Linked DNA regions of Homo sapiens: regions 1, 2 and 3 are each linked to region 4. Evidence: chromatin contacts called from ENCODE Hi-C or POLR2A ChIA-PET data. All regions are on one chromosome and are shown on one strand. The core of a region is the stretch at or near the end of the contact, and the rest is flanking DNA. Distances in the headings are between cores, read along the strand shown. Region 1 overlaps GOLIM4 (golgi integral membrane protein 4). Region 2 overlaps TNIK (TRAF2 and NCK interacting kinase). Region 3 holds the start of TNIK (TRAF2 and NCK interacting kinase). Region 4 holds the start of ACTRT3 (actin related protein T3).

Evidence for each region. Hi-C counts contacts between places; a loop is a spot of excess contacts on that map. ChIA-PET counts read pairs that join two places held with the same protein, here RNA polymerase II (POLR2A). Pooled maps may share reads with other maps.
Region 1: a loop to region 4 is called in a map of heart right ventricle, with 6 times the contacts of the local background. The contact joins the enhancer-like site here to the promoter of ACTRT3 in region 4. A Hi-C loop is called at or near these places in 1 of 168 maps with a recorded cell type or tissue (heart right ventricle) and 4 of 50 pooled maps. POLR2A ChIA-PET finds 5 or more read pairs at or near these places in 2 of 52 experiments (A549 and Caco-2).
Region 2: a loop to region 4 is called in a map of naive thymus-derived CD4-positive, alpha-beta T cell, with 4 times the contacts of the local background. The contact joins the enhancer-like site here to the promoter of ACTRT3 in region 4. A Hi-C loop is called at or near these places in 1 of 168 maps with a recorded cell type or tissue (naive thymus-derived CD4-positive, alpha-beta T cell) and 5 of 50 pooled maps. POLR2A ChIA-PET finds 5 or more read pairs at or near these places in 1 of 52 experiments (activated CD8-positive, alpha-beta memory T cell).
Region 3: a loop to region 4 is called in a map of CD8-positive, alpha-beta T cell, with 11 times the contacts of the local background. The contact joins the promoter of TNIK here to the promoter of ACTRT3 in region 4. A Hi-C loop is called at or near these places in 4 of 168 maps with a recorded cell type or tissue (CD4-positive, alpha-beta memory T cell, CD8-positive, alpha-beta T cell and naive thymus-derived CD4-positive, alpha-beta T cell), 1 of 37 single-sample maps with no recorded cell type and 16 of 50 pooled maps. POLR2A ChIA-PET finds 5 or more read pairs at or near these places in 1 of 52 experiments (activated CD4-positive, alpha-beta T cell).

Annotation. Positions count from the first base shown.
Region 1 is chr3:168,048,144-168,050,843 of GRCh38, forward strand. It overlaps GOLIM4 (golgi integral membrane protein 4), which reads right to left. Exons shown (of 16, transcript NM_014498.5): 2 at 148-222. Among named protein-coding and RNA genes, the nearest start is that of GOLIM4, 46 kb to the right of the region's middle. Within about 2 kb of position 1,433, at least 2 of the 41 ENCODE cell types and tissues checked have a DNase peak (open chromatin) inside an H3K27ac peak, as active enhancers do.
Region 2 is chr3:171,259,721-171,262,420 of GRCh38, forward strand. All of the region lies in intron 2 of TNIK (TRAF2 and NCK interacting kinase), which reads right to left. Among named protein-coding and RNA genes, the nearest start is that of MIR569, 150 kb to the left of the region's middle. Within about 2 kb of position 1,356, at least 3 of the 41 ENCODE cell types and tissues checked have a DNase peak (open chromatin) inside an H3K27ac peak, as active enhancers do.
Region 3 is chr3:171,458,956-171,461,655 of GRCh38, forward strand. TNIK (TRAF2 and NCK interacting kinase) reads right to left here and starts at 1,450. Exons shown (of 33, transcript NM_015028.4): 1 at 1,052-1,450. The coding sequence starts at 1,108. It overlaps LOC102724479 (a long non-coding RNA gene), which reads left to right and starts at 263. Exons shown (of 3, transcript NR_189068.1): 1 at 263-436. RefSeq lists a silencer at 1,080-1,139 and an enhancer at 2,151-2,651.
Region 4 is chr3:169,768,156-169,770,855 of GRCh38, forward strand. ACTRT3 (actin related protein T3) reads right to left here and starts at 1,406. Exons shown (of 2, transcript NM_032487.5): 1 at 1,166-1,406; 2 at 1-195. The coding sequence starts at 1,365. RefSeq lists enhancers at 129-273, 1,135-1,394, 1,486-1,630, cis regulatory regions at 201, 1,558 and a silencer at 1,475-1,544.

The DNA.
Region 1 (2,700 bases), core at 183-2,682, 1.7 Mb before region 4:
TACTTGACATGTCTTTCTCTGTCCACCTATCTGACTTTGGGTTGATTTGAGAACGATCTTAGCCAAAAAAAAATTGTAAACCAAGTATATGATACGTCAAAGAAGAGTACTGGAAAAACACAGAACACAAATTATGTATTTACTTACCTTCCTTTGCTTTTTTATGTTCAAGTCTTTCTTTTTGCAAGGATTTCTCTAATCTTGATCTGTGTTCATATACAACTGGAAAAAAAGTTAACATTTTTGTCTTCAAAGAATTAGAAATTTAAAACTAAAATTAACATCAATTTTTAAAACAGGAAGAAAACAGTGTAGAGTCTTTACACAATTTAAATAAAAACATATGTGTTTTAAGTTCCCCTTTCCAGGTAAAGAACAGACATACTAATAGGCATTATTCTGGGCTGGCTCCCATCCAGCCTGCCCTTTTCTAAAGCCAGTACTCTGAATGATGCTTCCACCTTCTTTGCCAGCTCCATTTCCTTCTAGGCCTCTTAAATGCAAGTGTCTTTTTGAGATCTTTTTCCTCCTGTCTTCCTGGGCAACCTTGCTCAATCTCCTGACTTTTAACCATCATCTGCAAAGCAGTTACCCCCACATCTACACTTCCACCTCTGGCTTCTCTCTGACTCTAGAAGGGTATTTTCTCCTAAATATTCCATAAGTACTACAAAGTCAACATGATCTGCATCTGAATTAAGGCTGCCTGGATCCATAAGGAGACCTCAGCAGCATACCACTGGAATGAAAGAGGAGGTGTATCTCCTCCCTCCTCCCACGTCAAGGAAAACAGACTAGAGAAGCACAGAAATAGAGAAGGAAGGGACTCTCCAAAGAATTTATAAAAGGGTCCACAAAAGAACTAGTCAGGTTCACCATCAGCCACAGCCAGAAGAAACCAGCGGCAAACCGATGTTCGGTTCTGTAAGACCTTTCTGCCCTTTATCCTCCCTCCCCACCCAGTCTACTCTGAAGAATCCAGAGTCGCCTGGTGAGCAGGGGAGGAAGAGCAGACATGTCTGGCAGACAACAAGGGAGAAGAGGCATACCACAACACTCCTTCCCACTGCAGGCTCCACACCTACAGCAAGCAGAAGCTGGACAGGAGGGAGAAGCCTTACCTTTGAATTAACTGTCCTGGACTAGACCAGACATAACAATTAATGAACCAAGACTGTGTGTTTATGAATACAAGTTTTGAACTATTTTTTGCTTTTAATCTGAGAGAAGTTAGTGAAGCAAACAAGTTTGTCTAAGATTTCATCCAGGAACAGAAAACTCAGCTCCACAAAATGGTTTGAATAGGCACCGAGGGAGAGAACAGAGTAAATTAAAATTCTGATCTACCCTTTGAATCCTGTTTGTTCAGCATTATGGTCAAATATGATCTCATTCTTGGCAGGCTAAGCCAAACGTGTTACTCCATTCTTTGGCCAGTCACAAGCTCCCCGTGACTACATACAATTTAAGCATCAATCACTGGTTGACCATATACAATTCACAGAACAGCCCCAACACTACTGGCTGCTGCCAAAGTCATCAGGGTCCCAGAAAACTCCCTTTCCCCATCCCTGCAGCAATCCCTTGCTGCTTAAGGGATTCCCTGCCTCTCTTCTTGCCCTTTCTCCATTGTTATGATGGCCAACAACCACCATTGTCCTCTTTTCAGGTTGGCCATCATCTCCTGCGTTCTATAGCTTCTCCCCACACTGTGTCTTTTCTTGTCATCCCATATAAAACTTCCATTCTCAGGACTCCATCTACTATCACGATAGACCCTACCTCTATTCACACCTCTGCTAACATCTCCGTCTCTAACTCCTAGAATGCCTGTGACCACTCAAATTTGTATGGTGTGGTCCTCTGATGACATGCATACCCCAATCTCAACTTTTCCCTCATCCGTAGGCAGTCATTGCAATAATCCCTGCCCCATCCCCTTCCTCTACCAGGGTTCCTTTTCCATTCACCAGATGATCCTTTCCCCCTGCATTATTATTATAAAGGAATTCAATATAACTCTATATCTATGGCATCTCTACCATGTACCTGGACAGAAGTGTAAAACTGGGATAAAAATAGTTGTGTTCCAAAAAGTTTGGTTCCAAGTCCACTGCTAAAAAGTAATTTTTTTTCAAACATATACATGTATGGAGTGTAAGCCCCTTGGACAATTACTAAAATCCTTTCAAAACTAAGAGGTTCCTTGGATTACTACTAATAGCCCCATCTTAAATTAAGTTTGGAATAAAGAAAGGAAAGTGTAAGATTAGCCCTATAGAACATCACGAAGCCAGGCCCTGAACTGTGCACTCACAGTCTTTGAGAATTTCACTGAGGTGGGGGAAACATATAGGGAAAGAGCTAAATTACAATACTATCATGATAAAACAGAGGCAAGAATAGGATGCTCAGGAACACGTAAGCTCCCCAGCTGGAAGGAAAAACACTCCCTTCACCGCCAATCCACTGGCCAAAGTTCTCACCGTCTGGGTAGAAAGTTATAAGGGCATAAATATGCCAGTTAAAAGTGAATCTGATTGCACTAATGGACATATTATAGACTGAATTTCAGCAATCATGCAAAACTTTCAAAGAAAGGAACAGGTGAACTATCCAAGATCCTACAGCAGCAAAGTCCCCAGTATAGGCGGAAACAATTCTAACCTAGCAACACCTATAATAATAATAATAATAATA
Region 2 (2,700 bases), core at 106-2,605, 1.5 Mb after region 4:
CTCTTAATAAGCCAGGCACCCTTTATAATATCATGGAATCATAATTCTGAACTCTGTCATTGTCTGTTTCATTGTCCTTGTCTGTCCCTCACCCAGTGCTCTTCAAGAGATCCATTACATCCCTCTTCTTGCCCTCATTTACTAAAGCCCTCAAGGTATTAATCTGTAGTGCAGAGCTTGGCTGTTGCGTGCCATATAAGAGGATGTGACAATCCTTTGCTTGTCCAACCTTTAGTTAGCCTTCTGAATCTCCTCCTAGGCCCATCTATGCACTTCCTTGTAAAATCCAGTTTTAGCAAAAGAACCCTGCTAAGTCAGTTTAGCTAGAACCACCTATCCTCAATAGCTGATAATCCCTGTTATCTGATTATGTTCCTCATCCTCCACCATGCCCCAGGTGATGTCTGATCACCCGGGCTTGTTTTCAGCAAGAGTCCTGTTAGGTTGCTTAGCCAGAATCCCCCTTAATCCTGAAGTTTCCTCTTAGTAGGTTTCCACCTGCTAACCCCCACACAGCACCTAGGCTATAAATTCCCACTTGCTCAAGCTGTATTCAAAATTGAGGCCATTATTTCTCTCCCGCTGCAAGATGCTATTGCAATGGTTCCTGTGCCTCTCCCAATGACCTTGAATAAAGTCTGCCTTACTGTGCTTTTCCCAGTGTCACTGAATAACTTTTTTCCCTAACAGATGAAAACCTGGGGAAATGGCATCCCTTCCCATCCCCACCTCCTCCCCAAGAGACACACACATTTTAATGAAAGCATTAATTTCCAAGAGGGGAAGGATGTGTTGATTTGGCCGGGGTGGATGGAGAGAGTGACTAGGGTACAGAGGCTCCCATAATTAATAGCATCTTTGTACTATGAGTTCTGTGGAGCTAAATTGACATGCTCTTGAGAAAACAAGGGGTTTGAGCTCAGCTCACAATGGTGGCTGCACCATCTGGTTTCCAATGAGTTGTTTTTAGCTAAATTTTCAGTTAGGCTCATTAAAACCTAAGACACTTCAGTGTTTAGTTTAAACAAATGGGCTCACACAGCCCATTTTAAAAACTCAATAGAACCTTCCTTTCCTTTAATGGCTAAAATGCTTTACAAAATTCCTTGGGGTCAAATAGGATGTTTTTCCAAAGCTAGTTGTTTAAAGCTATTCCTAAGTAACTTCTCACAAGATAACGAGGGTTATTACCGAAATATTGCAAATTTTATTTTCAAATATTTTCCTAAAGTTTCTCTTATATAAAGGTTTATCTTACATTAGGTATTTTAATAAAAACCTATCACCACTAGCAACAGATTACTTAAAAGCTTATGAGTCACATTTCAAAGAGATTTTGTCGGCTCTCCTTTCTTCCTCTATCAAAAGCCTACTGTGTGGAAGGATTGAGGTCCTCTGCCTGGTCTCCAGCCTCAGCTTTGGTGCCATGCCTCTCCTCCCACCTTCACCCATACAAGGCTACTCTCTTGCCCTTTGTGGCTATAGCATTTCTCCCACCCTTCTATACTATGCCACATCTTTACACCTTTGCTCATGCTGATTGCCTTCCCTTTTTTTGCTTAGTAAACAGACATACATATTTTATGATCCAGCCCAAGCATTACTTTCTGTGTTCAAGTCTTCTTGATATTTCTCCCCAAGCAAAATCGATTGCTTCCTCTTCTCCTTATACATAATTTTAGTCACAACTTCCCACTTACTTATTTGCATGCCTGTCTTCCCTACTAAATGTCAATCTACTTTCAAACAAGAACCCCAGCAGGAATGATAATTCCTGGTAAGTAATCAAGAAATGTTTGTTGGTTGGATGGATGGATGATGGATGGATGGATAAATGAATATCATTTTTGATAAAATCAAGGCAAACAGCCATGTCATAATTCCGAGTGTAAAGAAATCTATTTTAATTTCCTGTCTTCCTGTACAGAGTATGACTTCCTTGTATAAATATGACTCATTCATTCAACAACTGAGCACCCAATCCTATGGGTCATTGCTTCAGGTGGTGTGGCTACAGCAATGGGCGAGGCACCCTCTTCTAATGAAGTTTGAACAAATAAATAAACAAATGCAGACCATTTCAGATAATGATGTGTGTTATTCAGAGAATCAAACAGGAGAGAAAACACAAGGGCTGGATGGTTTGCCGGGAGGAGACACAAAACTTTGGTTTGGGTAGAAAAATCCTCTGTGAAGAGGTGACATTTGAGCTGTTTCCTGGATAACAAGACGCCAGGTTTTATGAACAACTAGGATCAAATATGAATACTATTATTTATAACCTTTTCAATCCTAACCCAGCAGCGGGGTCAGTGGTTAGCCACTCTGGGGGTCACTGGGAGCAAGATAGTGACAGTGGCCTCACTCTGCTCACCTCTCCAAGGGAGTTTTCACAACTGTGCTGATGAACCATGCTAGAGTGAGGGCAGACTGACCTAGACCTAGAGGCTTACCTTCCCTTCGTTTTGTTTAGAAAAACTGTCTGCTCAGTTTGATTTCACTGACCTTTTTAATAAAACAACCAGATTTAGTGTTTGCCTGTCCTCATGTACCCCTCCCATCACATCACACCCCACCCCACCCCACTCCACCTCCTCTGTGATATCAGCCTGAATGTCATTCTTCATCACTTTCATCTGAAAGTGATTAGATTGACAGAAAGAACAAAAGCTGGTGTTTCACATCTCAATTTGTCTTGTC
Region 3 (2,700 bases), core at 200-2,699, 1.7 Mb after region 4:
TAAAATGGCAAGAAAGCTCTGCCCCCTTCCCCAAAGGAGTGTGTTGGGATCGGGAGTTGGGGGTGGGGAAGCGTCGAAGCAGCACTTGGATTCCTGGTATTCTGATCTCAAAACAACAGCAAAATGGATTCTATATCAGTGATGTCTTAGTCAATACAATGAAACGGCGTCTGAGGTAATTCACGTGAAGGTAAACGCAAACCAGTGGGGCTGGGGGGAGGGAGGTGCTCTACAAAGGACTGGCCACAGACACGGGGAAAACACACACAGACACACACACACACACACTCGCACACACTCCAGGGAGTTCCGGTCTGATTGAGGAAAAGCAGAAAACACATCCCTTTCACCTGCTTAAGTTCAGCCATAAAACTGAAACGTTACAGCCACAAAGTCAGAAAGAACAGGCAGGGCTGAGTTAAAGCCATAAATAAAGGTGAGTGGCAGACTGGCATTTAAGGGAGCGCTGAGAGGGCGCCCGGGCGCGGGAGGTAGAAAAGGGGGAGGGGGAGGCAGTTGCCATCTACAAGACCAGCATAGCAATAACTGCCCCCTTGGAGCGGCAGGTTCGGCTTCGCGGGGACAGCCAGCCTCACAATGTCATCTTGCAGGTAGCTGGAAAACGTGAGGGGCCAGTGCCTTTATTCACGCTGGCATTCTTTTTGCAGAAGGGACAGTCGGGTCTCGCGCCTTGGCACCAGACAACTGCCCGGGGCGTGTACACACACACACACACACACACACACACGCACACACGCCTTTCATTTTAATGCTCTTACACCGGTATAAGATGAAACTGGCATAAGCTCTACGAGCCCTCGGGAGAGCCTAAGCCACGGCCAGAGGAAGACACGTACCGCACAGCCCCTGCCGTAGGGGCTCAGCCAGGAGCACCTCAGCAACCCCGAATCAAAACGGGAATCCAGGTTCCCTCCCCGACGCATTCTCCCGCTGCTGTCCCCCTGCCCCAGCCCCAGCCCCCAGTCCACGCACCGAGCCCATTCACCCTAACCCAAACCACTGGAAAGAAACCAGAAAACGTCCTGCTCACCCTCAGAGCCGAGAGATCTATTTCATCCAGGCTTCGAGCCGGGGAGTCGCTCGCCATGTCTACTTCTTCGCTGGAGAAATGGACCAAAACCACCCCGAAGCTTTTCCCTTGGAAATTCCACCTTGGTCTATTTCACTCGCGTCCTCATGCGGGTGTCGCGCCAGAGGCCCCGGGCCCAGCCTCCCCCGCCCACCCCAGCCCCACAGCGCCGGATCCCGATCCTCCGCGCGTCGGTCCGCCGGGTCCGGGAGCCCAGCCTGCGCGGATCTCCAAGCCCCGAGCAGCGGTGCGTGTGGGCTGAGCGCCCCGATCGGCTAAGGGCGCTGGGGCTGCGTGGGTGTATTTAAATGGGACATGCTTCTTTGCTTGTGCGTGGATGGCGGCTGCATTGGCTGTTATAATGAGACACATCAACTCCTCCACTCAGCAGGGGGAGGGTGGGGGTGGAGAACCACGCAGAACTGTCTATCACCGCTTCCTGGGAGGAGTGAAGGGGGAGTGGGGAGGCGGAGGAGGCGTGGTCTTGGACTGGGGAGAGGCCGCGCTTCCTGACCCGGTCCCTCTGCACCAGCGTGGAGGGGGGAGGGGCGCGCACCCTTTCCGCCCAGGCTTTTGCGGGCTCCTCGGGCCGAACCCGAAGGGGCTGTTCCTGAACCTTGACTTGTTATCATAGGGACCCAAGCTCTATTTTTGTGTGGCCAATTCGTGCACTGCAGCAAAATGGCCCTTCAGTCGCGTCTTGGGGTTTCTCCTCGGTTCAAATGCTCTCGCGCTGAGAAAAAGCCGGAGGAAAAAAAAGCGACACCCTCCCTCCCCCATTAATTATTTGTGGGGCCGGAGTAACGCGGGCTGGTGCAACCGGTGCATATAAGGACTTGTGTGCAAGGAAGGGGATCCGCCTCCAGGCGCGGAAAGAGTAGGGAAGAAGCGCACACGCACAGTGCACCCAGCTGGGCGCTTCGGCAGTTTGCAGCTGCGGCGGGGTCGGGTCCACCCGCGGTCCCCGGAATGCCGGACGGCTGATCCCGGGTGCTGGTCACTCGCCGATTCGGGGCTGGGAAGGTTTGCCAGAAGCGGGAAAGATGGGAGATCTGAGCGCTCTCTTGGCATCGCCACACCCAGGACTTGCTCGTGCCGCAATTCCCCACGGAAACAACCGAGTTGAAACGAGAAGCTTGCTCTCTGGGTGCAGTAGCTAGAAGGCTTCAGGTAACTCCAAAGCCAACACTGGGTGAGGCAACACACGCCGCCTCAGGACTCAGCATTTCTTTCAGGCTGCGTTTTCGTGGCAGACCTACCCAGATTGATGGAGAAAGTTTGGCTGGCGGATAAGAAGTAACGCGGAAGATGTGTACGTGAGAGCGATTTCACTTCACTCACTTTCTCATTTAAAGGTTGGATGTTTTACAGTGGTATACATGATTCTCCTTCTGTAATCAAGAGTGGGAAGTCGCTTCCCCCAATCCCCGCGCAGCCCTTCTTCTCCCGCCTTAGCCATGCAAAATACCTAGAAAGAAAACACTAAAACTGAACTTTTTTCCAAATACAGCAGTAGCTTTGAAAGCATTCTTTGCTCCTCTGTTAACAGCAGAATGTAATTCTGACCACTGCACTGATGGTTTCTTAATCATGCAGTATGAAGATCAGCT
Region 4 (2,700 bases), core at 156-2,655:
TAGAAGGCAGGAACACCCAGATGCTCAAAAAACATTTCCGTGATCTGTTGCCGGTTGGCCAGTGGGTTCAGCGCTGGCTCAGTAATCAAGACTGGGCCATCACACGGCTTCAGCTTTAGGTTATAGTCATAGATATGCTTCCACATGATCTCCATGTCCTCCCATGAAGTAATGAGACCACGCTCCACTGGGTAACTGTAAGGAAAGCAATAAGATCAATGACAGCTTTTTATTTTTCTAGTTTCTATTGTCTTCGACCCTCAGTTAATTCCCCGCGTTTATTACCAATATCCCTTTATGGGCAATAACTGCCACAGCCTCTCACAGCAGGTAAGTGTCAGCCAAAAATAGCACAGCTACTTACCTCTGCAATTTTTTTTTTTTTTTTTGGAGACAGAGTCTCGCTCTGTCACCCAGGCTGGAGTGCAGTGGCGCGATCTCAGCTCACTGCAAGCTCCGCCTCCCGGGTTCACGCCATTCTCCTGCCTCAGTCTCCTGAGTAGCTGGGACTACAGGCGCGCGCCACCACGCCCGGCTAATTTTTTTGTATTTTTAGTAGAGACGGGGTTTCACCGTGTTAGCCACGATGGTCTCGAACTCCTGACCTCGTGATCCGCCCTGCTCGGCCTCCCAAAGTGCTAGGATTACAGGCGTGAGCCACCGCGCCCGGCCTACCTCTGCGATTTTTGTTGCTTTCCATTTTCTCTGTCCTTTGGAACCTTGTGACTTTTAAAAAATTGGGAAATGTCCACATTATAGTATAGTTTAAATGTCAATTGAAGAGAATAACCCAAGTGACAAAAGGGACCATGAGTTAATATTCTTAAATGAATTCGTTCGATAACTTTATACGTTTTAATACATTTGTATAGCCACAGAGAGCAAAATGTTCAGTTTTTAGATGTGTGGTACCCTTGGAGATTTGTGGCCCGTGCGTTTGTAGTAATTCCAGCTGGATGGGGCTTTCCAGCTCCCGGCTTTCTTATTCTTTCTGTCCCCATTGCGCACCTCCTTTGGGGTCCTTTCCTGCCCCCCGACAACACCCCCAGTCCCCCCACCCCCAGCCACCCCAGCCCCACCCCCCAACCTCCCCAGCCCCACCCTACCCCACCCCCACCCCACCCACCCTCCCCAGCCCCAGCAGCCTGCTGGGAGAAGGAGGTACCTGATGAACAGCGAGCTCCTCCAGTCCTGAGCTTGGTCGCCCACGCAGAGTTCTAGCCCGCCCTGGGCCGCGCGGCTCTGGCCCTTGGCGCGGCCGATAATGTTCGGGTAGATAAACTGGGGCTCCCGGCACCCAGCCACGCCCGCCTTGATCATTCCCGAGCCGTTGTCGATCACCACCGGTAGCTGGCAGTGGTTCATGCCGCCGCTGCTGCCGCCGCCTCCTGTCTCTGAGCCGCTCTAGCTACGGGCTCGGCCGGGGCCGAGTGCCTGGAACGCCGCGTCACAGAGGCCCCGGCACGGCCGGGTGAGGCCAGAGTCCTGGGGGCGCAGGCAGGGGGTCGGCAGGGCCCCAGGCGGAAGGACTCGCTGGACGCACCGTGCTCCTCATGTTACCGCCCGCTATTGCTTCTCGCAGGAATTGGGCCACCCCAACACCTGGAATCCCGGAATCCCAGTATCAGGAAAACCCGACTTTCGCATCAAAAGATTCAACTCTAACCCTTCACAAGTGCATTTCTCAAATACCCAGAAGAGCTATAACAGCAGTTTTATTTTCCAAAGCCACGGAATTCTGGTTAACTGGTGGCGGTTCCGGGGAGTTCTAGAATTCGCCCTTGAAACTGGGGAAAAATGAGACTTAAGAGGAGAAAGTTGTTGCAGGAAGGGAGGCAGTGTCTGCTTCTGAAATGTTAAACTTCTAAAATAAGGAGAAAAATGCTGGAATTTAAATGAGTTTTAAGTACGTTTATTATTGTTTCTGTACCTTGGGCAATGCTTTGTTGTGTTTCTTCCTGTGATTTCCAAGCAAAATGTACGCAATTAAAACAAAATAGTAGTTCCTAGCTTAAATATGTAAATAAATATAAATTTATATATATTTATATAAATATATATAAATTTAAATATAAAATATTAAAAAATATATAAATTTATATAATTTATATAAATATATGTTATATTATATAAATATATTTATATATTTATAAAATATATATTTATATATTTAAGCAAGGATATAAATCGAAATATATATATTTATATTTATTATATGTATAAATATAAATATATAAAAATTTATATTTATATTTATTATATGTATAAATATAAATATATAAAAATTTATATTTATATATCATAAATATAAATATATAAAAATTTATATTTATATATCATAAATATAAATATATAAAAATTTATATTTATATATCATAAATATAAATATATAAAAATTTATATTTATATATCATAAATATATAAAAATTTATATTTATATATCATAAATATATAAAAATTTATATTTATATATCATATATAAAAATTTATATTTATATATCATATATAAAAATTTATATTTAGATATCATATATAAAAATTTATATTTAGATATCATATATAAAAATTTATATTTAGATATCATATATAAAAATTTATATTTAGATATCATATATAAAAATTTATATTTAGATATCATATATAAAAATTTATATTTAGATATCATAAATAAAAATTTATATTTAGATATCATAAATAAAA